Regions from separate parts of the Mus musculus genome. Here all the other regions are linked to region 1. A link is a contact called in ENCODE Hi-C or POLR2A ChIA-PET data. All regions are on one chromosome and are shown on one strand. Each heading gives the region's core, a stretch centred on a gene start or an enhancer-like site at or near the end of the contact. The rest is flanking DNA. Distances are from core to core; before and after follow the strand shown.

Region 1 (4,551 bases), core at 1,155-3,654:
TGGGTTCAGAAGCACTGCTCCCAGGTTTCCTGGCTGCCTCGGTGGTCAGAGGACGCTGTCTGGCACTGGGAGCTGGTTGAGGAAGTCCCACCTCTGTAGCTGGAGCCCTGGACCGACGGGTGATGGCAGGGGAGGGGGCTCCTGAGGTGGGCCCTAAAGAATCTGCAGACAAAACTAAAGTCCAAAAGAAACATAAGCATCTCGGGGCTGGTTGCCTTCAAAGACTGATAGAAACCTACTTGTCTCCAGATCACATACCTCTTCGTGTTCCAGAGTTCAGAGTATTCCTTTTGGGCGTCTCTGGTGTTTTACCTCTGGCCGAGGGTTCCTTAGTCGGAGGTTGGAGTCTCTTCTGGACAACAGGGCCTGGTCTGGGCACAGGAAGACCAGTTGTTAGCATTCCCAATTTCACATTTTCCCATCTGTGAAATAGAGTTGCTTGACTTTCTGTGACCCAACCAATAATGGCTTTTGCCCAATTTGTGTCCATTATCTGCAAGTGTTCCTGAGCTATCTCATATGTAATATTTTTGTGTATGTGTGTGCACATGTGTATACAGTTGTACTCACCCATCGCCCCCCATTGCCTGTGCATGTGGAGGCCAGAGATAAACACCAACATTTAGCTGGACCCATTTTTCTGCCTTGTTTTATTTTCTGTTTTGCTTATTATTACTATGTGGACTGTGTAGGCTGGCCTTGAACTTACAGAGATCCACATGCCTCTGGCTTCTAAGAGCTGGGATTAACAGCAAGTGCTACTACACTTGGCTATTTTTTGGGGGACAGGATCTCTCACAGAAACTGATGTTTGACACTTCCTCTGCTGAGCACCAGAAACACACCTCTTTTCTTCCCACCCAGAGCTGAGGTTACAGTGATACATCAAGATCAGCTTTTACATAGGTGCTGAAGTTTCAAACTCAGGACCTCATATTTGTGCAGCAAGCACTTTAGCACACCAAGCTACCTTTCCAGCCCATTCATGTCTAAGATCAAAAGGTTCCAAATTGCTAACCCTTGCTTGGGGAATTAGGGAGTTGGGGGAATTAACTTATTACCTGGCAATCCCACTGCTGGCACGCCCGGGGCTAGAAATAGAGCCCTGGCCAGGGGTCTTCATAGGGGCCCTCTCTCCTTTCCCAGAAGCTGGGGGCCTGTTGGCTTCAGGGAGAAGACAAAAATCAGTGGTACTTCTGAAAAAGAGGAGTATCTAAGAAGGAAGAGAGAAGGTAAGCAGAGTGCAGATGGAGGTCACAAATAAAGCTGAGTACCTGGGCTACGAGGACCTGCCCCAGCACTGCGCGCTGGTGCCCCGTGAATAGTGGTCTGTGGAAGAGCTGCTTTGCTGGTCTGTGGAAGAGCTGCTTTGCTGGTCTGTGGAAGAGCGGCTTTGCTGGTCTGTGGAAGAGCGGCTTTGCTGGTCTGTGGAAGAGCGGCTTTGCAGACGCCTGGGGCTCGCTCCACCAGGGACCTTCGCCCCATAGCTCCGTTTGCTTCCAAGACTCGAAGGGCAGCAGTGGTCACAGGGGGAGGAGGTCGAGCGGACCCAGAAGGAGGCCTAGGGGTCAGAAGGCCAGGGGGTCGTGAAGACGGCATTCGCGGGGCAGTTCCTGATTTGACGCTATCCCTCTTGTCCATACCGCACCTAATGAGGAAGACAGGAGGCTTGGTATCCCAGGTCCTGAACCAATCACTACAAACCATCCTGAAGCCTCCCTGTGCTTCCTTCTAGCATCGCCACCCATGGGTGCCTAAACCTCAGCCTAAAGAGCCTCGATTTGTTTTTCTTCTAAGCACCCACACCCGCTCACCAACCTGGCCGCTTTCAAGTCCTACGGCTACCTCCATCCCCAAGGCTAAGACGCCCTGTTCAGTCCCCACCCTCCGACCCCCGACCCCGCCTCTGCCCTATTACAAGAACAACATCCACTCCCCTACCCCCTCGCCTCTTGAAAACCTAAATGACCAATCCGGCAAACAGGGAAATGCCTCCGGCTTCCAGATTCAGGGGCCTCAGTGTGCACGCCGATGGGGCTTCGCCAGCGTCCTTCCTCAGGTTCCACAGGCACCTGCACAGAGAAAAAGAGTGGCCTTGTTGCCCGCGAACGGGCTCTGGGAGACAAAGAGCTGACCCCTCCCCCAGTCTGGTCCCCTATGCCAACGATCCGCCCGATCCACCTGCTCACAGCACGCGTTCACCTCCGCCTCTGGGCACCAGCCGCTCCACACAGGGTCGCTTGGGGTGGGGCTGGGCCGGAGAGCAGTAGCGGGGAGCAGCGAAAAGGCAAGGGGAGGGGGCTTCAAGCGACAGAGCCTAGGGAGCTTGGCCACGGCCCCGCCCCCCAGCTTCGGGTGGGGAGAGTAGAGGATGCGCGCACTCGCTCTCGGTCCAGAGCCGAGAGCGTGCCGAGAGGGCTAAGAAAAGAGGCGCGCCTCCGAGGGAGGTGCGGGTGCTGCCTCCCTGTAATACCCCAGAAGAGGCCGATTTCAATGGTCGTGTCTAGCAACCACAGAACTCGAGAGGCTCAGTGGGGGAATCCTTGAAGACCCTCACAGTCCTCTACTCAAGCTCTTGCACCTGCTCCGACACCCCCCTTCTCTAGCACTTGGAGACAGACACTCTCCTAGACAAGGGATAGGCTGGGCCTTGGCAACCAGTAGGGCGGGATCATTGTGCCTCTGGCCCACCAACCAATCCAGCCATTTTGTGTGCCCTGGTCCTCTTTTCCTGCACTTGATGACTATGGAGGCTAGATAGTCCTGCGACACCTGTGCCAGGTCACCTATTTTGTAACTTTGACTTTTCTCACAGCCCTTACCTGATACGGTTGGTGGGAGAATGAGAACCCTGGGAGTTACTTTGTATTACATTTTATTTGGTGTGTGTGTGTGTGTGTGTGTGTGTGTGTGTGTGTGTGTGTGTCCTTGTGCACATGTCACTGCATACTGGTAAAAGTCAAAGAACAACTTGTAGGGCTCAGTTCACTCCTACAACCAGTGGGTCCTGGAGATAGAATCCAGGTGATCAGACTTGGCCGTAAGTGTCTTTACCCACTGAGCTATCTCACCAGGCCCCAAACTCTTGGACTTAGAGGATGCACAGCAGATCCCAGAGTTGAGAGGAGAGAGGAAGAATAGCGGGATGAAAGAAAGGGAGAGAAATAGGAAACACGATGGTGGCTCTGCCTTCTGTGGGGCAGAGCATCTCAACTTTGCTGGCCCACAGGCAGTCAAGTCCTCAGAAACTTCCTGGCAGAGCTGAATTTGTGGAGTATCAAAAAACACGATTACAGAGGGAAAGAGAACTCTCTAAAATGTGTATGAAGAAACTGAGAGCACTCTGAGTATCTCAACCCAGTTGAACAACTAAAAGCTGTCACTTTAGTTTAGTTTGCCAGCTCATGGATCCAGTGGGGCAGGTGTGCCTTATAAGGCATCTTACCCATAGAGGATGTTAAACCAAGACCCTGGTCTGTAAGGGATCTCTGAAGTATATGGGCTCATTGAGTTGGCATTTTGGGCTGTACAGCCAATACTCTAGAGATACAGGCAGAAGGCTCCTGAGTTCCGGGTCCGCCTGGGCTACTTAAGGTTTATTGACTCATCACAGTGCTAACTAGATAAAAGAAATGAGTCCAGGAACATCTTCAAAAGTTTCAGAAGGAGGGCTAGCAAGCAGCTGGAATGAGGTCTGCTGGACCTAGAATTAAGAGCATTTTCAGGGCTGGCCATGTAGCTCAGTTGGCAGAGTATTTCTGTGGCATACAAAAAGTCCTGGTCTCTATCCTCAGCAACACATAAACCTGGAATGGTGGTGTGCAGCTATCATTCCAGCACTTGGTGGGTGGAGACCAATTGAAAATCAATTTCAACATCATCTTTGGCTGAGAGATAATTGGAGACCAGCCTGGGCCTGTCTCAAAAACAAAACAAAACAAAACAAAAAGCAAAACAAACAAAAAACCAAAACAAAACAAAGAACAACAGCCGGAGTAGTGGCTACACACCTTTAATCTTAGCATTCAGGAGGCAGAGGTAGGCAGATCTCTGTGAGTTTGAGTCCAGCCTGATCTACACAGTGAATTCCAGGACAGTCAGAACTATATAGTAAGGTCCTGTCTTAAAAAACAAAACAAAACAAAACAAAACAAAACAAAACAAAACAAAACAAAATGGCAGAATAGTAAGGGATAATAAAAGTAGATAAGGGCTCGAGAGATGGCTCGGCACATAAGGACTCTTGTAACCAAGCCTAAGATCCTAAGTTTGATCCCCGAGGGCCCATATGGTAGAAGAACAACTTCTTCTTTTTTTTTTTTTTTTTTTTGGTTTTTCAAGACAGGGTTTCTCTGTGTAGCCCTGGCTGTCCTGGAACTCACTTTTGTAGACCAGGCTGGCCTGGAACTCAGAAATCTGCCTGCTCTGCCTCCTGAGTGCTGGGATTAAAGGCGTGCGCCACCACGTCCGGCTTGAAGAACAACTTCTACAAGTTGTTCTCTGACACACACACACACACACACACACACACACACACACACACACACACAC
Region 2 (4,551 bases), core at 973-3,472, 51 kb before region 1:
CTGCCTTCACCTCCCTGAGCTGGGGACTACAGGTGTTTACTACTATATCTTTTTTTACCAACGTGCTAGGATCAAACCTGGGGCTTCGTGCATGTTAGTTAGGTAGGCACTCTACCAACTGAGCTGCATCCTCCGCAGGAGGTTGATTTCAACTTGATGCTGTTAAATAGCACAGCACACAAACGGGCTGTAGAAGAACTTTTCTTTCCTTTTCTTTTCTTTTCTTCTCTTTTTTTTTTTTAGATGAGGGAAAGGAATACAGAAATGTGGATGGAATGAGGTTTTCAATCACCTGAGTATTTAGTAATAGTCTAGTTTTTCTTAACAGTTTCAAAATTTTAATGGGGCAATATAGATAAAAGAGGGAGAGTGTATGAGATCAACACTATAATACACATCCATGCACTCTGGAAACTAAGGTAGGAAAATTCTGAGTTTGACACCAGTCAAATGCGCTGCGAGTTGGAAGCCAGCTTGAGCTGTGGTGAGACCCTATCTCATAAATTTTAAGCCGGGCGTGGTGGCGCTTGCCTTTAATCCCAGCACTCAGGAGGCAGAGGCAGGCAGATTTCTGAGTTCCAGGACAGCCTGGTCTACAGAGTGAGTTCCAGGACAGCCAGGGCTATACAGAGAAACCCTGTCTCAAAAAACAAAACAAAACAAAACAAAAACAAAAACAAAATTAAAAATTTAAAAATCCATGTGACTGTCAACTGTTAGTATCAAATAGAAGCCCTGACTATACAAAAGGTTAAGATCTCAAACCTTAGAAATCCTGACAGTCCCTATTCTGAATAGACTCCTCTGTTTCCCCTCGTGTCCCCCCCCCCCCCCCCCGATCTTCAGCCATCATGCTGAACTTTTTTGTAGCCTTTTGTGAATCAGGCTGTACTCCACTACTCATCAGTCTCCTCCAGAGGGGAACCACTCCCCCTGCTGAACCTATGATCTCAGCTTTCCTTCTATGACACATCCTTCCTTGCCCCACCCTGTCCAAGGCCCATAACCCACACCCTGGAGTCATCCTCTTCTCAAGTCTTGTAGCTGTCAATGATGGGTCATACATGCTCTCTGCCCTCACTTACTTATTAAAAGAATCTAGGATCTGGCCAAGGTGGTGAGTGGAAGGTGAAAAGTGGGAGGATCTGGAGTTCAAAGTCACCCTCTGCTACACAGAAAATTTTGAGGTCATCCTAAGACTACAATAGACTCTGTCTCAAAAATTAAAATAAAAAAAAAATAAAAACAAAGTGGAAGGAGAAAGGGGAGGAGGAAAAAAACGAGGACAAGGGGGAGTCGGCAAAAGAACCAAGGTCCCATTCATTCATTCATTCTTCAAGCCTTTAAAGCAGCTCTCACGTGTGCGGCTCTGGACCCAAAGGAGACCTGACACCCCCTCCGCCGCTCTATACCCCATCCCCGCCCCGCCCCGCCCCGTCCCAGGAGAGATAATGGTTGGGGCAAATGAAGGATGCAATCGGCGTTTTGATGCCAGATTCACCCAGCAAGGGTAGGACCTGACCTAACCACCCGGCCACCACAGAGATGCTGGCTCTGAAGAGAGGCCTTCTGCATACGCCCGATCTAAAACCCAAGCCAGGAGCCCGGCCCTTGTCTGGTCCCGCCTATCCTTGCACCGAGACACGCCTCCTCATTAACTCCTCCATTTCATTCAGCCCATGGCCTTAAGTCCTACCGCCCAGGACGCCAACCTCATTCCCAGTCTCACGACTCCATTGGTCAAATACAAGAGCCCGCCTTCCATCAGTGTCGCTGACTGCTTAGAAGTCAGGATCTCTTTCACAGCACACCCCTCCCATCTCAACAGTTACCAGGGACGAGGTTTGAAGAGCAGATAGTAATGGACGGCTCAGAACCTCTCATGATTGGGTAGAATTCCAGCTCTGGGCGGGGCTTAGTGCTTTCAGCTAAGGGTTGCTCAAGGCCTCAGCTTTCCTTCCGAGGCACACCTCTCGCCCATCACTATTAGTAGTTTAGGTGTCGATCAATATTATTACTTATTTTGATAGGTAAAATTAGATGTCCATCACAGATTCTCTCATTTCAATTCGCTCCTCTCCTCAGAGAACCGTAGCCAGGGTCCGCCTCACGGGGTGGCTATGGATTGGTCAGGTCTTATGTCATTCTTCTACAGTGGGCGGAGCCAAAGGCCTAAGGGGGCGGTGAATTGGTTGACTGGGCTGGGGGGCGGGGGGCGGGGCAGCGGCTCCTGTCAGCGGGTGAAATGGCAGTGGCGGAGCCAGCGACGGCCGCGGTCCCCGGGGGTGGCTGATTGAAAGGGGCCGGGCCGCGGGGTTTGCGGGACCCTCGAGCAGACGTGACCGTGGGTCGGGGCATCGGACGACACAGCGCAGGGACAGCGAGGCTCGGCGCGGCGATGGAGGCGCTCTCGGCGCAGGTAGGGCGGCCCGAACCGGGCCTCTTCTCCTTGGGGGCGTCAGTGCTGCGGGGCCCCGCGGGGAAGCCAAACCAGGAGCGTGACCTGGGGTCGCCTCGCCTCCAGAATCCACGCTGGGAGCCTTGGCATTCCCAGTCCCGGACCCTGGAACTCCGGCCTCCGCCCACCCTCCTTCCCGATCCCCTCAGGATCCCTCCCAGGGCTCCTAAGACCCAGTGTCTCTTCGCGACGTCCCCCACAGGCTCAGGACCTCTGTACATCTTTCCCAAGACTCCTCTGTTAGAATCTGTCCAGGGCTTCCCCATCCCCCAGTCTGCAGACCTGCCCCCCCCCACACACACACACCATGAGCGTCTCCTTTCCAATCCACAACCACCACCACCACCACCCCGAGTCCCAGGACCCCTCCCATCTGCACATCTCTTGCCTTTACATCCCCCTAAACCTCCCACTTGGCTTCCTGTCTTCTGTGTCTGGCCTACACCCTCATCCTCTCCAAGGAGACCAAGATCAGAGCCCTATACTCTTTCTTTCTGACTCCACAGAAACCCATGCCTCACCTCTTAAACGGAAAGATTCCCAACTGAATCCAGAGACATCAGCTCAGCCTGCTCACTTGGCACCCCTCCTGCTCAAGGGCTCCAATAAAAACAAAAACAAAAAAAACATCACTTCTAGTCTTCTGAGAAGACTATACACTGTTGCTGATCTTGAGCCATCTAGATGGCATCTTCCTGAAGAAATGAACACTCAGGACTTCCCAAAAGACCAAAAGATAGTGCTGAATCCCATCCCCCATAGACACACCCTCCCCATCCATCTTTCTGATACAGAGTGGGGTCATTTAGATACCCCTAAATATACAGGAACCTAAGGGCCCAACCCAGACCCAGGCCCATGAGTGCTCTCCCCCCCCCATCTCTCTCTCTCTCTCTCTCTCTCTCTCTCACACACACACACACACACACACACACACACATGAGAACTTCTATACACCTTCTTGAGCCCAGTACCCTCAACAGACCTCCTAACTCAGACAAAAGACAGAAGATTGTGAGGTGGCAAGCTCTGTCCCCAGCACCTAGCCTGTCCCTTCCACCCCATTCTCTTTGAGTTGGGACTCCAGGGCGTGTCAGGGCCTAAGATCTACCTACCACAAATCTCTCCCCCCCCTCTCTCTTTCTTATCCTTTTTAATAGGAAGGACATTCTTTCCTACACCAGTGTCCCAAAAGGAACCAGTGCCCATCTCCAAATCAATGGCACCTCCCTATACATACCATGGGGAGTGAGATCTTCCAGCGGCTCCTGGCCCCAATCCTAAAGTCTGACCAGACTGGTAGGACCAGCATCCTTGAGCCTATGGCATCTGTTGGCCTCAGATGATATAGACAGTGCTGCCATCTAAGGTGCTCATCAAGGCCAGTTTCTGAGAGCCCTGTGAGTTCTTTTACCCACCACCAATGTTTGGTCAAAATAAAACAGCTTCCTCCTAGCATGTGGGATCTGCTCAGACTGGGTCAGACCTGCCAAAAGCAAGCACCTCTTTAAGGAATATTTTCAGAAGGGTTAAAATGTGAAGAAGACAGGGGGGGTGTGTGTGAAAGGATGAGTGCTCTGATTGACAACCCCCTCTGCTTGACACCCCCACTCCCATATACACCACTCCCAGCCAATCTGTCATTAAGCCAGACTCCCCACATCCCTCACTCTTCATGGTTGTATTGTATTGGTTCTCCCTACCAATTCTGCCCCACAGCTCCCATCCTAGGGTCCCACCTGTGGGTTCCCTCTGGATTCCTGCGGTTGACTGTGGTGGTTTGGAAGGGATCACAGGTAGCTTGGCCCCGGCACAAGACAGAGAGGAAAGAAGAGATTGCAGAACTGGCTGTAGTTGTAGAACTAGGGAGTGTAAAGGAGAATCCAGAACAAACCAGCTCCTAACAAGCATTTGGTTATGCCTGGAAAGACCCAGATAAAAAGCCTAGGTTTCCTTGTAGAATATTTACAAACAAATTCTGAACAGATTTGAATAAAAAAAAAAAACTCATCTTGGCTTAGAACTTCAACTTCTCCATCTGGAAAATGGGGGTTGGGGGAAAAAGCCCTTAGAATAGTAGTATTCTGCTGCAG
Region 3 (4,551 bases), core at 518-3,017, 36 kb after region 1:
GGTTTACCGTTCAGAAGGCCTCCTGCGTGTCTTCTCTCCCCTCTCCCTGTCCTCACTCCCCTGTTCAAAATAAATTGGTGACCTGCTAACTTCTGGTGGAGTCAATATGCTCCCAAACATGGGCAGGGGTGGAGTGCACGAGGGGAGGCTCCAGGCTGTACCTTGGGTCCAGATGTGGGGAGATTTGTGGCTTGGAAAGACTTAGAATGGAGGGGTGGGACTCCAACCCCCATGAACACATACAGCCAGGGAGAGACATGGGCCATTTGCCTGAAACAGAAAAGCACACACAACCCAGCCGGCTTACGTTTAAATAGAGTCTTCCTTTCCTCCCTCCTTCGTTCTCTCCCAAGTTGGACCTTCTTTGTTCTTTACTTCCATGTCCCTCAACCAACCTCCTCAAACTCGAGTCTCATCCTTGTGTTAAGCAAATGTAATGGCTATTCCTGGTTGCCAACTTGACTATATCTGGAATGAACTACAATCCAGAATTAAAGGGCTCACCTGTGATCCAGATCTTGAGGCTGGAAGACACAAGTTTCTGACCTGGATTTTAGCATGGAGATCTTGAGGCATAGTGGCCATGAAAAGCAAAGGCCCACGTAAGGTAGTACACACCTTTAATCCCAGGAGACGAAGGCAAGGGGATCTCTGAGTTCAAGGTCAGCTGGGGACAAAGCAGGTCCCAGATCCAGGCTTGGTGGTACACACCTTTAATCTGGGCCACACCTTCTGCTGGAGACCTACATAAGGACATTGGAGGAAGGAAGACTCACTCTTCTTCACCTGCTTGCACTTAATTGCCAGCACATCTGTTGGAGCCTACTTCTACAGAAGACTAGCTGAAACAACTAGCCTCGTGGGGACTGAGTCACTTCTAGATTCTTGGACTTCCATTCACAGCTGCCCATTGTTGGGTTAGTCAGGCTGCAGACTGTAAGTCATCACAATAAATTCCCTCAATAGAGAGACATTCTGTGACTCTAGAGAACCCTGACTAATACAGCAATAAAGGAACTTCCGGGTTTAATCCACCAACGAGGAAACAGGCTTGGCAATACTATATCCCCTCAGAAGTGTCTAGGGCTGTCTGCCCCCATAACCCAGACTTATTTTTCTTGCAAGGCAGGTTTTCATTGGAGCCCAGGCTAGCCTGTAAACTCAGCGGCCTTCCTGTCTCAGCCTCCCAAATGCTGGGAATAGTGGCAAGCTTGGGTTGATCTGTTTCGATTTATGCCTTTTGCCCTTATGTATGTGTATGTAAACCATATGGGTGTACACTGCAGTTGGTTGTGAGCCACCATGTCTGTGTTAGAAATGAGCATTAAAGGTTGGTGAAGGAAGATTGGTTGGTGAAGAAGTGTGGAGGAGCGTGCCTTTAAACGGAGCATTCAGGAGGACGAGTTTGTGAGTTTGAGGCCAGCTTGGTCTACATATCGAGATCCAGGCCAGCCAAGATGACATAGAGCGACACTGCCTCACAAATGGCAAGCCCACGTTTTTGAGGGCATCTGCCCACTTCTCTATGAAAAGCAAAGCACACAGTATGGACTTCATGACGTAGTTCGGAAATATAGGGTCTAAAGTTTTTTGCTGCAGCTCACGAGTGACATAAAACGCAGATAAAACACTAATCCCTCTGCCCGCCTCAGTCTCTGTAGCAACACCCGGCAGCAGACAAACGCGAGCCACGCCCCCGGTCTGCTAACTTCCGCGAAGTGCTCTTGCAGACCGCCTCAGCCTCCGTAGCCCCGCCCACTAGGGAAAGAGCCCCGCAGTGTCCCGCTATGAAGCCACCGCAGAGACGGCGGAGGGTCCCAGCACGCTACGTAGGTGAAGCTACGGGCCCCACCGCTTGGAGCCCCCGCGAGATGCGGCATCTACTGAGACTACTTCAGGCTCGGCGGGGCCAGCCGGAGCCAGACGCCGCGGAGCTGGCCCAGGAGCTGCGAGGCCGCAGCGAGGCCGAGGTGAAGCCCTGGTGCTGGGGGCGGGGCCGGGGCCGGGGAGCGGGACGGCCGTGCTAAGGTGGAGCTGGCCGGGTGGGTGGACCGTCGCGGATCTCAGCGGCGCGCGGGATTTGCGTGCAAGATGGAGTTCAGGGCGGGGGTGTGGGTGGAATTTGAGGAGGGGGTCATGGAGGTGACCAAGGAATACTGACTGATCAGGGGCGGGTGACAGTGAGGTTTAGAGTGAGGCTAAACTCTGGTAAAGCTGCGGCGCAGTGGGTGGGAGGAGTTCGGGGGCGGGGCTGCGATGGCGTGCTGCCCGACTGCGGGTCTGTGAGTGAATATGGCAAGTGGAGCATGAAGAGGTGGTATGTGAGTGGGAAAGCCTGGGAGTGGGGCGTTACGACTGGGTGGAGTGAGTCTGTGGGTAAGGCTGTGGAGAGTTGTGAGGCTGTAGAGTGTGGGCGGGAAACGTCGGCGTGCTAAGCGTAGGGGAGTGGAGGTGAGTGGAAGAGAGGGTGGGGCGTGGATTAAGGCAGAGTTGGTAGCCCGGTGTGTGACATACACCTCTAATCCTAGCACCTGGGATCCTTTCATTGGTGGACCTCTTTGAGTTCAAGGCCAGCCCAACCTACATAGTTCCAGGACAGCAAATGCTGTCTTAAAAAAAAATATCAGCAATAACAACAAAAAAAGTTAATTTGAGTACAACCAAAGTGAGAATCTACAAAATGGAGTGGAGTGGAAGTGAACAGATTAGTTCTCATTATAAGAGCAAACAATGGCTCCAGGAAGGAACAAGAATAGGCCTAGCTTTTACATCTTCATTAGGTAGCTTGGTCACACACTGGGGCCTTGGCTCAAGTCCCAGCAGTTCTGGGAATGCACAACGCTGGACTAGTCCAGGAGAGGGAGCAGTAGCAGGGCCTGAGAACAGCAAGGTGGTAGACTTTGGTCTTGCCTCTGTTTCTGAGCTCACAGCCTGTCTTCCTCCCCAGATCTGTCGCTTTATCCAGCAGCTCAAGGGCCGGGTGGTTCGAGAGGCCATTCAGAAGATGCAGCCAGGTGGCAGAGAGGGGCCAAGGCATCAAGGAACACCGCTCCCAGCCCCGGTAGAGGTGAGGCAGGAGGGCAAGGTGGGGGATGGCCAAGGCTGGCTTCTTAGGGAGGGAGGATAACCTGGTCAGAGGAATACAAGAAAGAGCAAAACTTGGGACCCCTGGGGGCTTGTCCCTAGACTGACCATGTACCAACTGGCTTCACCCAGGTATGGATGGATCTTGCTGAGAAACTAACAGGCCCAATGGAGGAAGCCCTGACTGCAGCTTTCTCCCAGGTAAGCCCATTCCCTTGGCAAGTCCAAGGGTGTTTATTAATAGGGTACCAGGATGCCCTATACATCAATAACCCAGGGGTAGAGAGCCACTGGGTTTAGTCAGGCAGTGGTATTGTATATAATCTCCAAATTTGAAGGAGTAGAGAATTGCCAGGCCCCTCCTAACACTACCCAAAAAGAAAAGAAAGAAATGTAGATCTGGTACAAAGTCAGTAACTCCAGCCAGGCACTGACACTTGAGCCATAGTGTCTATGGCCATCTCTTGTGTGGATCACCTTCAGAGCGTGCAGAGGCAGAGGGTCCATTCTAGGTCTAGCAGTGGAAGATGAAAGACTTCCTCCCGTCCTGCCCTGACGGCTCTTCCCCATTAGGTGCTCACCATTGCTGCTGCAGAACCCCTCAGCCTCCTGCACTCCAGGCCAGGCAAGCCCACAAAGGCCCGTGGAAAGGCACTGGTGTTCTTGAGCAACCAAGATGGGCAGAAGGATCCTGCATCTGAAGGTTCTGGGCCTGTCCCCATGACTGCTGCTGACCCTACTCGTGAGGCTTCTGTCTCTGACCCTAAGGCCTCTGGAGCCAACCCTGAGACCTCTGGCCTTGCCTCAGAGGTCACTGTCCCTGACCCTGATGCCCCAACCAAGTCCCTGGCTGGATCCTCCACAGAGAGAGACCTTGCTGTGGACTTTGAGAAGATCTACAAATACCTTTCCTTCTCCTCCAGAGGTGGCCATGGCCCTGAGCTCTCAGCAGCTGGTAAGAGCTACTAGGGAGGAGAGGGCTATACTGTGTTTGTGTTGCGAGGGGGTTGTCTGGGGGATGTTAAAACCTGTCCTCTCATTCTTCTCCTTTCCTTCTACCAGAGTCAGCTGTGGTCCTTAACCTGCTCATGGCACTTCCAGAGGAACTGTCCCACCTGCCTTGCACGGCCCTGCTGGAACATATGACCAAAACATATGCTCAACTGATGGCTCCCCAGACCGCTCTCCCTGGAGAGAAGAGGCCCAGGCCTGGGACTGAAGATGGAGGGACTGGCTCCACAGGGCCAGAGGAGCCTGACCAAGCTAGTCCTCAAGCTTCTGAGCCCATAGAGCCGAGGCTGGCCTGGAAAGCAGTTGGGATCTGCCCACTGAACCCGTTCCTGGTACCCCTGGGCCTCGTGAGCCAGGCCCCCAGCCCTTCGAGGTGAAGAGTACAGCAGACGAGATGTGCTGAGTTTTGCCCAGAACATCAGTCCAGCACCACTGGTGTTGGAACTTGATTGTGGA

The links. A loop is a pair of places that touch in the nucleus more often than their neighbours do. ChIA-PET counts read pairs that join two places held with the same protein, here RNA polymerase II (POLR2A).
Region 2: a loop to region 1 is called in a map of T-helper 1 cell, with 2.5 times the contacts of the local background. The contact joins the promoter of Evi5l here to the promoter of Prr36 in region 1. A Hi-C loop is called at or near these places in 3 of 37 maps with a recorded cell type or tissue (T-helper 1 cell, T-helper 2 cell and gastrocnemius). POLR2A ChIA-PET finds 5 or more read pairs at or near these places in 2 of 5 experiments (both embryonic stem cell).
Region 3: a loop to region 1 is called in a map of left cerebral cortex, with 2.1 times the contacts of the local background. The contact joins the promoter of Snapc2 here to the promoter of Prr36 in region 1. A Hi-C loop is called at or near these places in 5 of 37 maps with a recorded cell type or tissue (T-helper 2 cell and left cerebral cortex). POLR2A ChIA-PET finds 5 or more read pairs at or near these places in 3 of 5 experiments (Patski and embryonic stem cell).

The regions. Positions count from the first base shown.
Region 1 is chr8:4,214,908-4,219,458 of GRCm38, forward strand. Prr36 (proline rich 36) reads right to left here and starts at 2,405. Exons shown (of 7, transcript NM_207203.2): 1 at 2,182-2,405; 2 at 1,961-2,072; 3 at 1,275-1,648; 4 at 1,062-1,164; 5 at 259-371; 6 at 1-174. The coding sequence starts at 1,641.
Region 2 is chr8:4,164,345-4,168,895 of GRCm38, forward strand. It overlaps Evi5l (ecotropic viral integration site 5 like), which reads left to right and starts at 2,223. Exons shown (of 20, transcript NM_001346730.2): 1 at 2,223-2,419. All of the region lies in intron 4 of 4932443L11Rik (a long non-coding RNA gene), which reads right to left.
Region 3 is chr8:4,251,335-4,255,885 of GRCm38, forward strand. It overlaps Snapc2 (small nuclear RNA activating complex, polypeptide 2), which reads left to right and starts at 1,768. Exons shown (of 5, transcript NM_133968.1): 1 at 1,768-1,970; 2 at 2,948-3,067; 3 at 3,217-3,285; 4 at 3,658-4,039; 5 at 4,147-4,551. The coding sequence starts at 1,788. The coding sequence ends at 4,472. It overlaps Tgfbr3l (transforming growth factor, beta receptor III-like), which reads left to right. Exons shown (of 7, transcript NM_001195258.1): 7 at 1-89.